Regions from separate parts of the Homo sapiens genome. Here region 1 is linked to region 2. The links are chromatin contacts, found by Hi-C or POLR2A ChIA-PET in ENCODE. All regions are on one chromosome and are shown on one strand. The core of a region is the stretch at or near the end of the contact, and the rest is flanking DNA. Distances in the headings are between cores, read along the strand shown.

Region 1 (6,494 bases), core at 2,760-5,259, 110 kb after region 2:
CTGTTTTAATCAGTGGTTCCCTGCCTCCCACAATTATTCACACAGCCCTGCTAAATAATTTTCTTCCCTATGCCTGGCATAACAACAAAGCTCAGAAGCAGGAAGGAACGCCACTTAAAGGCAGGTCAGACAATGATGTAATTGACCAATCAAGGAGAAGTGGTATTTCAAAGAGCCTTATAGAGCAAGAGCCAGGCTGATTTCTTGGGTCAGGACATTACCAGAAAACCAGAGCCGCTAAAGCACGAATATCTAAATCAAAAATTTTTTTTCAAATGAATAAAAGCATGTGCCAATATTACCCCCTCCTGTTAAAGTTAAAAGTTTCATATAGAAATTTTAATTAGAAACAAATTGGAAACCAGTTTGGAAGAGGAATCTTCACCCCACCTGAGCAAAGTGCAGGTGTAGATTTTTGTATGTCTTTGCCAATTAATTTCCTATAACAGGAATTTATCATGAAGGAAACAAAGTCAACACACAAAGAACAAATTCTACACATTAGGTGCTAGGGATGTAAAGGTGATTAAACCCAGCTCCTACTTATTAAGAGTCAACTAGTTGAGGAGGTTTTCAACAGAGGATTTCATATAATCATATGCAGGAGAATGTGTGGGTTTATGGTTTCAGCCACAAGTTCAACAGACAGAAACGAGTTGTCTTGTTTTATCTTCCCAAGAAAAACAAAGAACAAGTTGATGAAGGGCTGGGACTCAAACTCGTGACTTCAAAAGATTTAGAAAACAATGGGACATGGCTTTCAAAGTATGCTCTTAATAAATACTCCAAGCCATGTGATCAGAAGTATCTCCAGCTATGAATAAGAAAAGTCTATTTCACTTAGATTGCTGTGTTTTGAATTCAAGAAAGAGATCTGCTCATAGATGAGAAGATCCTCATTCCACGTTGCAGAAGCATTGGTCATTTTTACTCATTTAATATATAGTTATCCATTTTTTAATAACAACTATGGTATGATGCATTAGGTTCCAAAGTACTCACCGACTGGGTAAATAGCAAATGCCAAAGTTAATAAAACTAAAACTTTAGTCCAAGACCTCCCACATACACCTAAAGGTAAAAATTATGAATTAAAATATTTACATAAATTAACTTAGGTGTCATATACCTCTTAATGGTCAAATGGTCAAGGTAACACTACCAAGAAAATTAAGATGATCGAGGTGACAAACATCGAAGTACTTTTTATAATCTGGCAAAGCAATGTGAATTCAGAACTACCACTCTAGACCCAAGTCACTTCTGACCTTATGAGAATTTCTTCCGGACAGAGACCACATCTTAGCCATCTTTATATCCCAGCATCTAACCTAGCACCTAGCAAATCAGTCACTCAGTAGTAGAGTGGATAACTTTTCTGATTGTACTTGGAGGAGAGAAAATATTAAAGGCCTGGTTCTCATCTGTATTCACTTCCAGAAATTCACAAGCTGAAAATATTGACCATTTGTTTCAGGTAAGGAGCTTCTATAAATTAAGGTAGGCACCCCTGAAAGAAATGTTTCAGTACTTAGGAGCAATGGCTACAGATACCTATTCCCCAAAGTCCAAGTGAAAAGCATGACTTGTCTGGCAGCTTGGCCCTTTTCCCACATCCAAAATAATCAGTTGTACAAAGTAGGCTTAGTCCCAAAACTGCTCAGACTTTGTTCCTTCAGTAACATCTGGGTTCAGCATGATTCCTGACCTCTATCTCAAACTGGAGATTTCAAACACTAAAAACTTCACTCTCCAAGAAAGTAATGTCATAAAGTCAAGGCCAGGGGAAACAAAGAAGCCAGGATTAGCAGAAACACTTCGGAGAAAGGATTCTGACATACATATAAATGTTTCTAAACGTCTAAAATATTGAAATGACTTTTCAAGAAGGAAATTTTAAGTGCACCTCCTCAGATGAAAAATATTCATACTACTGAGGAGAAAGACGTTTTTCAGGAAGTTAAATGGTCATACCAGGTAGATAAAATAAGCTTTTTCTTTCCAGAGAGAGCATACTCTTCTCTCTGCTGTAGAGTTTGGCTCCAAAAACCTGGTTCATAATCTGAGACCCAAAAACTGATTATTTTAAAAAGACATGTCTTAAGCTGACCTAGTTTGGAAGCCTGAATGCCTTTAAATTGCCAATGAACTGAAACCATTCATGAGAATGGGCCTTTTGAATGCTGAGAATGTTCTTTGGGACTCAGCACAAAGATATTTGGCATAGATGACTGTAAATATTTGTAAAACTCTGGGTAAATGGGCAGGATTTGACCACACTCAAGCCCGACTTCCAGCACAGTAGTGTAGGAGAAAGTTATCTAGGGTGATTGTTTGGGGTTTTGGGGGGTTTTTTTGGTTGAGTTTTGTTTGTTTTAAATAAAAAGCCAAGCAACCCAATTCTACTACTCAACATCTTTTTCACGTTCACTATATATGTTTACCTTTTTTTAATCAAGATAATTAATTAGTCAGAGACTACTTTTGAAACTGAGGTTTTTCCCTTTCCCACTTTTCTAAGTTTATGCCCACGACAAAAATAAAAAAAAAAATGCCAGTCAAAGGTGTGCAAGGGCAGAGCAGGAGTTGTGTGAAACCATGACCTTGGATTTCATAATACAATTATCTACAAGTGGCTTTGTGGATCTGCTATAGGTTTTTCTCCCCCTCAGGATAGTTTTAGAAGTATTTAAGGCACTGCTGTCCATGAAAAGGACCCAGGTTGTGAAGGAAAGATAAACTAAGGAGAAGGAGGGACTCACAGAGGGATTTGATGTGAAAGGGACCAAGAGGCTCATTTCAGTGAAAGCTGCGGCAGACAGATACTCTAATTAGCCAGCAACTCAGTTAGGACTGGCTAGGTTCCTTTTGCCTCTTACCCACACCCTAAAAACTGAGTCATCCCAAAGTTCATTTATTTTGCTTCTGGGCACAGACACCCCCTAATCTGCTTCCTCAGAAATGTTAGATACATTGCCATTTAATTTATACCTCTCAATGTTCAAATAAACGTCCAGAAATGCCAAATCGGAAGAGCAGAGATAGTCCTGTTAAGAACCTCAGAGCTAATGTTTTGATAAGATACATGTGGCAGAAAGCAATATGAAACTGACAGTCTGTTATGAGAACATGAAAAAAGAACATTTCCCAGAGAAGGGAATTAATTTCTGGGAAATCTTTATGTGAATAGTGTATATGCATGAGGAGTAGACTTACAGCAGGATCCTTGAAACTCATGAGAAAAACAAAAGGTGTTTTAGAAAGAATAAGCAAAAGATACCTACCTTTTCCCTGCACAAACGACAATCAGTTCGATTTTAACTTAAATTTGAGAATGGCTCTCGTAGTATCAGAGTTTCACTGTTTCATTAGCAATTACCTGATAAAATAAGCACTATAATGCATAATCCGAGATTATGCCAACTTTTGGTCTCCCCTTAAGACCTAGGGAGAGGTCTGGTCTAATCTCGGATTCTACAATACATTCTATTATAGAAACTGTTTTATTAGAAATGAAACTACTTTCCTTTAACAAAGGCATTTTTCTTCTAAGTTAACAGGTGTTTAAGGCATTCAGAATGAATTCAGTTCTGTATGGTTTGAGCACTAGAGACAGAAAATCGAAAAATTGTGGTGTCACAGTGAGTTTCCTGTCCTTTTTCCTTAGTCCAGCAACACCATTCCGGTCTTGCAACGCCTGTAGCCTTTAAAAAGCTCGCTAAACCTACCTGGCAGCAGACCTGCGTTCCTCCGTCGCCGGGCTTCTCAGTAGCCTCCCTCGCGCTCACCGCCAGTCCGGGCTGCTGGCACACCGGACAGGAGCTCTTCCATTCTCTCCGTCTTTCCTCCGTGCTCTGCGGCTGACAGCTTTACACTTTGCAAGACTGCAACAGGACTTGCGCTCCCAGACCTACGGGTCGGGAGGAGGCGGAGTCCCCGACCGCCTCCTAGCCTTGACTGGCAGCTGCGATGCCCGGGACTGTTGCAGCGGGAGCGTGGGGCACAGCTCGCCAGCAGCGGTAGCAGCGCGTTTATTTATACAGGAAGCTCAGGCGCCGCACTTCCTACTTCCCATGTGGGTCGTACTTCAGCTGCAGGTGTTGGCCTTAACCCTATCCGAACCCGGGCGCGCTGCACCGACTCTACTGCTTGTCAGGACCTGTCTCTTGTTCTCCTGGGACCGCTGTTGCAGGAATTCAGAGCAGGGGGTGCAGGCAGCTGCCCCTAGCGCACTTCTTCTGCCCAGACAGGGACAGCTCACCTCTTGGCCTTAAGCGCCTGCTACCTCTCTGTCTGTACATATCCTCACAGGCCACCTTTCTTTATTTTCTCCCTCCTTCCCAGCTCTTTAAATCTCTTTCTTCTACTTCTAACAGCCCAGACCTGCCTTCCCACGTGGCAGACAACTGTTTTATAGAAACACTTCCCATGCACATCTCATCAAAAAACAGCTTGTACCTCACTTGTCCTTTTGCATCTAATGATGAAATTAGAATACCTGTGAATCAAATCGGGAATAATCTTAGTTTACCTCATAAAATACAGACACTTCTTGATGAAACAATGATTTCACTTGAAGTGCTTTGTAACTTAACTGGTTGTACCCTCAATTAAACAAAAATGTAACAAAATAATCCAGAAGCTGTGAGGTATTATGAAGTGCTTCCTTGCTCCAAACCCTTGGACACTTCATTTGTGTGACATTCATAATGAATCGCATACCTACTCATTCCCCATATCCCCCATAGATCACAATCACCTAAGTCTGCTGAACATTGCCATTTAGGAATGTCGCTCTGACACAAGAATCTGTGTTCACTCTGCAATCCCTCTCTACTTTTGCAACCACTGTCAGGAATGTGCTTCCTAAAAGGAAGGGACTCACAGGCCCTTTGTGGAAAGGATCTGTGCACGCCAACAGGCACCATTCCAAACGACACAAGCAAACATTGCTTCTCAGCCCTCCAAGTTGAAGAAAACCTCTAGGTCAAAGCAAAGTGCTGAATAACACAGTGTATCTACATGTGCCATGCTAGGGCAGGTAGGAGGACCAGCTCACCAGTCAGGGAGGAAGAGAAAAAGGACAGGGGCAATAAGATGATAAAAGAACCCACGGTAGGATATTTGAGCTTGAAAAGTCTTCCTAGCTATTTTAGCAAATAACCTGATTTTAAAAATAAGGAAACTGGGCTGGGTGCGGTGGCTCACATCTGTAATCCCAACACTTTGAGAGGCCAAGGCGGGCAGATCATCTGGGGTCAGGAGTTCAAGACCAGCCTGGCCAACATGGTGAAACCCCGTCTCTACTAAAAATACAAAAAATTAGCTGGGCGTGGTGGTGGGTGCCTATAATCTCAGCTACTCGAGAGGCTGAGGCAGGTGAATCGCTTGAACCTGGGAGGCAGAGGCTGCAGTGAGCCGAGATTGCGCCATTGCACTCCAGCCTGGGTAACAAGAGCGAAACTCTGTCTCAAAAAAAAAAAAAAAATAAGGAAACTGATGTCCAGGAAGATTTAAGAGATTGGCCCAAACCAGACACAGGCCAAGCTAGAATGAGACCTAAATCTGAGTTACATGAGGAAGGTGAATGTAAATGAAAACCATCCCAAAGGAAGTCCAACCTTCAGATTTAGCAATGGCTTAGGTTCTGAGATAATCTATTTCAAGGAATTTTCTTGGTATAGTGACCATTTTGGTGGACAGGAACTAGGAAAGATAAAAAGCAACCTCTAAGAGGTTAGTTTATTCATTGGTGTTGATGCAAATCTCCTGAGCCTTAAACCAAAGTTCAACACAGAGTCCACTTTTCAAATTACCATTCATAAATTATAATCTCTTGTTAACAGGATAAGGGAAGAAGCTGCTGCCAATATGAATGAGAACATAAGCACGAATAGTGCTGCCTATTATCCCAAATATTTTGCACAACTGAGTAACATCACCACTGATTATTTTCAACCATGCAACTATGCAAATTTTTTTTAAATTGCAGTCAAAATTTAATAAGACTAAATAAACACGTTGAATGCTATAATATTATGTGAACAAACTCTCTCAGATCTTCCTAAGGAGTCTACAGTGTGAATGGATATTCATTCTCTGGAGCATTTATTGATTTCCTCCCAGACAATCTGCTAGGTTGTATTAAGATAATGATATTAGACATGGTCTCCCTGTCCTCAAAGACCTCTCAATCCAGGGAAGGAGTAAGACAAGCAAATCAATTATCAGGGTACTGATAGTTGTACCCAATGTGTGAGTGATACATAATGTGTGATATGATAGACTTAAGCATGATGTGCTATTGGGAGCACAGAGAAGAAGAATTTAAAGGAAAGGAGTTGATGAAAAGAATCAAGTCTTCTCTGAGAAGGTGATTATATTAATCTGTTCTCACATTGCTATAAAGAAATAACTGAAACTGGGTAATTTATAAAGAAAAGAAGTTCAATTGGCTCATGGTTCTGCAGCTGCACAGGAAGCATGGCTGGGGA
Region 2 (6,305 bases), core at 2,861-5,360:
ACCTTTTATGAACACACAACCTGCCATAAAACACATTGTTAATTAATCTTTATTTTCCTTCTTATCAGAGGAAGCCTTAAGATGTTAGATAACCTGTATTTCAATAAAAAGACCATAATAGAGAAGAAAAATATGTTTCTTGACACAAATCATAAATGTCATTTCCTTCCTGGCTACACTGCTCTCTCCTTCTCTCCTTCTCTCTAATACCATACCCTCCCCTCCCTCAATATATATCGCAATGCCTAAAGACAGAGAAGCTCTTCATACCATTGCCCGTGAAAACTGCCTAGGGAAAGCCTATGTTCCAGTCTGACCCCAGAATGAATTAAGAACAAAATTCAGTCTTGAATGAAACATGGCTTTAGTTTTGTTGACTTAACAGATTTTATCCCAGCACATTTTCTAAGCTTTATTTATCACCTCTATATCCGCTACTAGCTCTGCTAGAGGTGAAATCAATGCCAACCCTGGCTATTAAACCATGAGCTTGTAAAATTCCCAGCATTTTGCTAAAATACCAGGCAATCCTCAAAGGAAGCCTATCGCAACAGAAAAACAAAACAAAACATAGACTTTCCAAACCAGGGCATATTCAACAGAACCATGAATTGAGTGAGAGTCAGGAAGCCCAGATAGAGGCCCAGTTCTTTTGCCACTTGGCAAAAGATACCAGCCAGGGAGCTTTGCTTTCCTTACCTGAAATCAAGAAGGTTGGACTAGATAATCCCTAAGTCTCCTCCGTCCACAAGTTTCTATGATTCCATATAACCATATGGATATCCTCCATGATATCTGGAGTGATGTGACTTAGGTTGGTTCATCCAGAAGCATAGACAGGTTTCCAAGGGCCGCCTTGGCAAAACACTTTAGAAAACTCAATATTTCTGAGAATGATTAATGTTGAAAACAATGGGATCACCCGAGTTGGAATTTGCCCAGTAGCCGGCTTTACTTGGAAGAAAAGACACAGAATTCTGTTGGCCACAGGCTATTATTCAGGTTGTGGGATTGTTTCTCCATAGCCCAAGCACCACCTTCCCAGCACCACAACAGAGGCCTCATCTGATACTGACTCAGAGGGCACTTTCCCCATCTAAACCCCCATACTCTGTTTTCCTTGGAACATTCTCTGCAAACATTTAACTACAACCCAACCCTGCTTATCTCAAATGAATGTACCAGGTCTGGCTCCTTCTAGTACACAGGCAGGAAAATAAAGAAACAAACAACTCACTGCTTCTTTATTCATGTCTTCCTGAGCAAGGAGGAAGAAGCAGTGAAGAAGAATCAAATAGGAGGAAGATGACACTAGAAATACTAAGTGGAAGAACCAAGGACGGGGGAGAAAGCATCATTAAGGCAGTCAGTTGAGAACTGAGTGAGTAGTGGCTTCTCTGCTACCCATATGTTAAATTAATGATGGAAGCTGATGGATAAATTGTATGATTTGCACAGAGCAGTATACATTTCTCAAAAGCATGCATTCAAGAGGCCTTAATACTAAACACAAAAATTGGTGCACAGCAGCCTTCCAATTTAACATTCAGAGCCTTGATTTCAACTGTGATGAAGATGCTGAAATCAGTGTGCCCTTGAAAGAACTGAGCACATCAAATGATAAGGATAGAGTAGCTAGGATGCACTTTCTCTGTAGCAAAGTTCACTGAGGAAGTGGACCCTCTGGTAAGCTTCTCCCTTTCTCCTTTCCATCATACAACTTGAGCATACCAAGTGTTATGGACTGAATGTTTGTGTCCCTCCAAAATTCATATGTTGATGTCCCCAACGTATTGATATTTTGAAGTGGGGTTTTTTGGGAGGTTTAAATGTGGTCATGAGGGTAGAATCCCCATGATGGGATCAGTGCCCTTATAGGAAGGAAAGAGACCAGAGTTCTCTCAAAGAAGAGGTCATGTGAGCACACAGCAAGAAGGCAGCTGCCTACAAGCGAAGAGAAGCGTCTTCAGAATGAAACCCTCCTTGCCAAAACCTTGATCTTGGACTTCCTTAGCCTTCAGAACTGGGAAAAATAAAATTACTATTGTTTCAGCCATTTTGTTATGCAGGCTGTGCAGACTAAGACACCAAGATGCAGAAGTCATGGTCCTTCAATTAAGTTATTTACCAAGACCTTCAGTCGGTGCTATAGTGCATGGGTTGTCTTGAGCCCTGAGTTTAATCCACACCACAAAGAAGTTCAGATAAAACCCAAGGGTTACAGGTTACTCAGTAGAGTTTTTTCAGATAAACAGACCTCTGGTGCTTCCTCATTCCTCTCTCTGGTTTCCAACACAGATGTTCCTTCACAGACCATGAGGCAGGTCTGAGTTCCTCGGACTCTTCTGACCATTCAGTTTTTCTCTCATGGTCTGCAGCACACCATTTAGCACTAAATTACATGCCATCCTGTAATGATGGACTTTCCCCCTTTTTTTTTCATTTATATTCTCCCTGAAGCTCAATTATAAGCACCTAAAGTGCAGAGAGCATATCTCGTATTTTTTCAGCCTCCACAAAAACCTGGCACAATGCTTAGTATATAATAAGGAATCAGTAAATGTTTGATTTATTGGTCAAGTATAGAGTAACAGGTTTTGTGAGCAGGTATAGAGCAGCAACTTGTTACAATCCTCATTTGCGCCGTGGAAATGCCTGCCATCTTTTACCATCAGGATAAAGAGCGTTTCTCTTAGCGCCACATCTAATAGTGATCATTGCTTCTATCTGCCCGGCACGTCATAGCACACAAAGTTGCTTCAAAAAGATTGTGCCTGCAGGTTCCTTCCCACAAATCTGGGAAGCATGATATTCAGATGGGGTCCCCTTTATAGACCATAAAGCCCAGCTCATCAAACACCACCTCTCTCCCCAACCCTCTTCAACACTATGTGGGATGGCACCAGGGACCACCAACTCTAGCAAAAAATTCAGTGGATGAAGTTTAAAATTGCTGATTTAAAAAGCAGAAGTCTTAAGGGGGAAATCTATATAACCTAACCTAGATAATGGAAAATTTTTTAAAAAGCAGACATGATCAACTTTCTCACATTCGAAATTCCTCTATGATTGTGTACACATTAGAGAATATAGTTTAGCTGTTCCTTTAAAAAGAAAATTGATGTAATACTTTAACAGGAATGAGCAACTGCTTTTCCAACCTTTTGCATCTAAAAATAGTCTATGCCCCACAGTAGGGGTAGGACCAGGGAGCCCTCCTCAAGCGTTAACCTGCCTGATATGCACACACCCTCAGAGCTGTGTCTGTGCGAATGTCGTCCACAGATTAGGGCTACACTAGCGCCCTTCGTTCTCAGGAACGTGAAGATGTAGCATATATTATGGGATGTAACCCTACACACAAGTAGAGTGAAAGGCTCTTGGAGATCATAGAACCAAACAGCCTTTATGGGAAAAATAAGTCATAAAATGTTAACCTTGGGTCCTTAGCCAGAGAAATGAATGCAAAAGAGGAAAGACGCTGTGAAAATTCCTTTGTCCAAAAGTGCAAACAAATCTCCAATCTGTTACACCCAAAGAATGCTTTTACTGTGCAGACGACCCCCAACCTGCAGAATCAGGATCAGCATTTTATTTTTTTATGAACTAATAGATCAAATTACTTCAATAGAAGTCAGAGCACTACCCACTTACTTAACATAAGACTTGCTTCATTTAATTCCACATATTAAAATGTGAAGATTTATATACAACTGCACTGGGTCTTCCTTTAAAATGTATTTCTTACTACAGTGGTGGACAAAAAAGTTTGAGAAGTCTTGCCCTAGCAGCAGCAAGATTGTTGGAGGGGTAGTACTGTTTGCACTTCCTCCTTTCCTGGTATTAGCACAATGAAAGAATAGCATTGTTTGTTTTCTGATAGAGCATCTCTCTCCCCAGGGCAGCTGAGCAGGTAGTAAGTCTTGGATTCTGGCCTGCAAATAATGGCTGCATCGTTGCTGAGTAGATGAGCCTTAGGCAAGTTACTTAACCACTCAGGTCTCAGTTTCTTCATTGTTGTATAGGGACGCCACCTATTTCATTCAGGACACAGTGGAGACTAAGGATTGCCTCTAAAGTACCTAGCACAGTGCCTGGTGAATAAAGTTCTTCAAGAAATGTGACTTTCTGCCCTGTCCACATTCCACACCCCACCCCTCGTCTTCTGTAGGACTTGTGGGTTGGCACCTGCATTTCTCCACTTTTCTTAGGCTGGGCTTTGTTGACTGTGAAAATTCCTCATAATACTCCAACCCAATCATCTCTAGAGGCAGTCGCTGAATCAAAATCAGGCAAGCATATAATTTAGTCCAGTTTTCAGAAATGCATGTCTCAAAAAATATATAAAGCAAGACTTCATGAAGGCCTGTTCTTTCATGGCTTGCACAGAATAGAGGCCTAAGAGAAAGGCTTTGATAGATGAATGGTTTCAGGATCTCCAGGGTCTCTGAAAAACATCAGTGTCATATTTAAAGCGATAAAACCAACTTCTGTATCTCCTCCATCTTACTTCACATTCCTTGTGATCAGGGGGTTTCCACAGCACCCGGGAAAGACTCTTGATAAATATTAACTAAGGAAAGACAGACCAGGAAAAACTCTTACTTTTCTCCTGTCCTGGCACAGTCATTTAACTGTGAAAGGTCAGAGGAGCCTTTGTGTTTAGTCTGTTCTTGGGGAACCCCCCCATCCCCAAAGAGGAGCAGCCCTTCTTTAGCCTGTCTCAGACTCTCAGTCAGGTGTTAAACTTTTCTAAACATGGAAGAGCAACTGTCCCAATTCCAATACCCTGAGAGAAGCAAGTTATTCATGGGGGGCTCTCTGCCATGCCACCCAACCCAGCAGTGTTTATGTGGGGACGTTTACTCTCAGAACATTCTAGTGCCTTGTCTATCTCTCACTGTTGCCATCTTGCTCTTGCACTCCCTCTTACTCCATCTTTCTACCCAGTTCAGTTCTTTCCTGCATCTCTCCTATGTCTCTAGTCAGAATACCTTCACTTGTCTTTCTATCTTGTTTATACCTTTCTTAGAGCACTTACTACAGTTTGATTTGTGTAACATTTACTTTAAAAGATGCCCGTCTTCCACCATAGACCGTGAGCACCTTGGGAATATGGACTGTGTCTTGTTTTACCACCTCCCCTGACCTTCATCCATAGCACAATGCCCCACCCATAGTGAACATTCAACAGAGGATGCTGAACTAGATTGAACAGAATCCCTACTACTTCATTTGTTCATTTGTATCTAAAACCAAGTCTCAGGGAACTCTTTTTTTGCCATAATATCAGGAGAGAGGTTGTTGTTGTTGTTGTTGTTGTTGTTGTTGTTTTGAGATGGAGTTTCACTCTTGTTGCCCAGGCTGGAGTGCAATGACTCGATTTCGGCTTACTGCAACCTCTGCCTCCTGGGTTCAAGTGATTCTCCTGCCTCAGCCTTGCAAGTAGCTGGGGTCACAGGGGCCTGCCACCACACCTGGCTGATTTTTATTTATTTTTTTAATTTTTAGTAGAGACAGAGTTTCACCATGTTGGCCAGGCTCGTCTCAAACTCCTGACTTCAGGTGATCCACCCGCCTCGGCCTCCTAAAGTGCTGGGATTACAGGGGTGAGCCACCGCACCCGGCCAAGAGACAGCATTGTTAATAGACAAGAAAGAAGGATCCAGAGAAGTAAGGAAGGTAGAGAGTAGAAAAAAGCTTTCTTCTCCAACATTCATAGCTGTCTTTCGTATTTCTTTGTATGCCACATCTGCCTATTTGCCTAATGCTGCACTACCAATTCAGCTATGGCTTGGGGACTGGTTTTACCTGAAAAGCAACTAACTCAGTCTGAAAGTTTCAAAGACTTCCTGGATCTAATGAGAATGTCACTGCATTTCAATTTAGAATCCTTTCTGCCATATCTCTAAGCATTTTCTAACTAAAGAACCAATCTCTCTTAAATAATGTGTTCCTTTGGCTCCCACCCACAATTCTTTCCGTTCAGGCCTTTAGAGGCGTGCTGAGCTGAGCCCCTGTGGAGGGGGATGGTGTCCTGCAAAGCCATAACTGCCCACACTGCTATGTGAGCATCTATCCACCGCTCCCCCAGTGGTCATTCAACCTGTGCGGCTGCTACTGTCACCAGTGTAACGCATGATGTTTCCTGGGAAGCAATGCTGGGAGCCCTTTTGCAGTGGCTGGAACAATATTCCCAACATACGTTCCCATGGCCAGAACAATGCCGAGGCTCCTTCCAATTCTCCTTCTCCCTCTGCGGGTTTGGTGATTGCTCTTTGTGGGGCCTGGCTGAGTCACAGATG

Evidence for each region. A loop is a pair of places that touch in the nucleus more often than their neighbours do. ChIA-PET counts read pairs that join two places held with the same protein, here RNA polymerase II (POLR2A). Pooled maps may share reads with other maps.
Region 1: a map of PC-9 shows a loop between it and region 2 (5-fold over the local background). The contact joins the promoter of RNF144B here to the enhancer-like site in region 2. A Hi-C loop is called at or near these places in 18 of 168 maps with a recorded cell type or tissue (CD14-positive monocyte, Caco-2, Calu3 and 13 more), 10 of 37 single-sample maps with no recorded cell type and 31 of 50 pooled maps. POLR2A ChIA-PET finds 5 or more read pairs at or near these places in 11 of 52 experiments (A673, CD4-positive, alpha-beta T cell, MCF 10A and 6 more).

The regions. Positions count from the first base shown.
Region 1 is chr6:18,384,865-18,391,358 of GRCh38, reverse strand. RNF144B (ring finger protein 144B) reads right to left here and starts at 4,009. Exons shown (of 8, transcript NM_182757.4): 1 at 3,729-4,009.
Region 2 is chr6:18,491,401-18,497,705 of GRCh38, reverse strand. It overlaps LOC105374955 (a long non-coding RNA gene), which reads right to left and starts at 846. Exons shown (of 4, transcript XR_926549.3): 1 at 700-846. Within about 2 kb of position 4,110, at least 2 of the 41 ENCODE cell types and tissues checked have a DNase peak (open chromatin) inside an H3K27ac peak, as active enhancers do.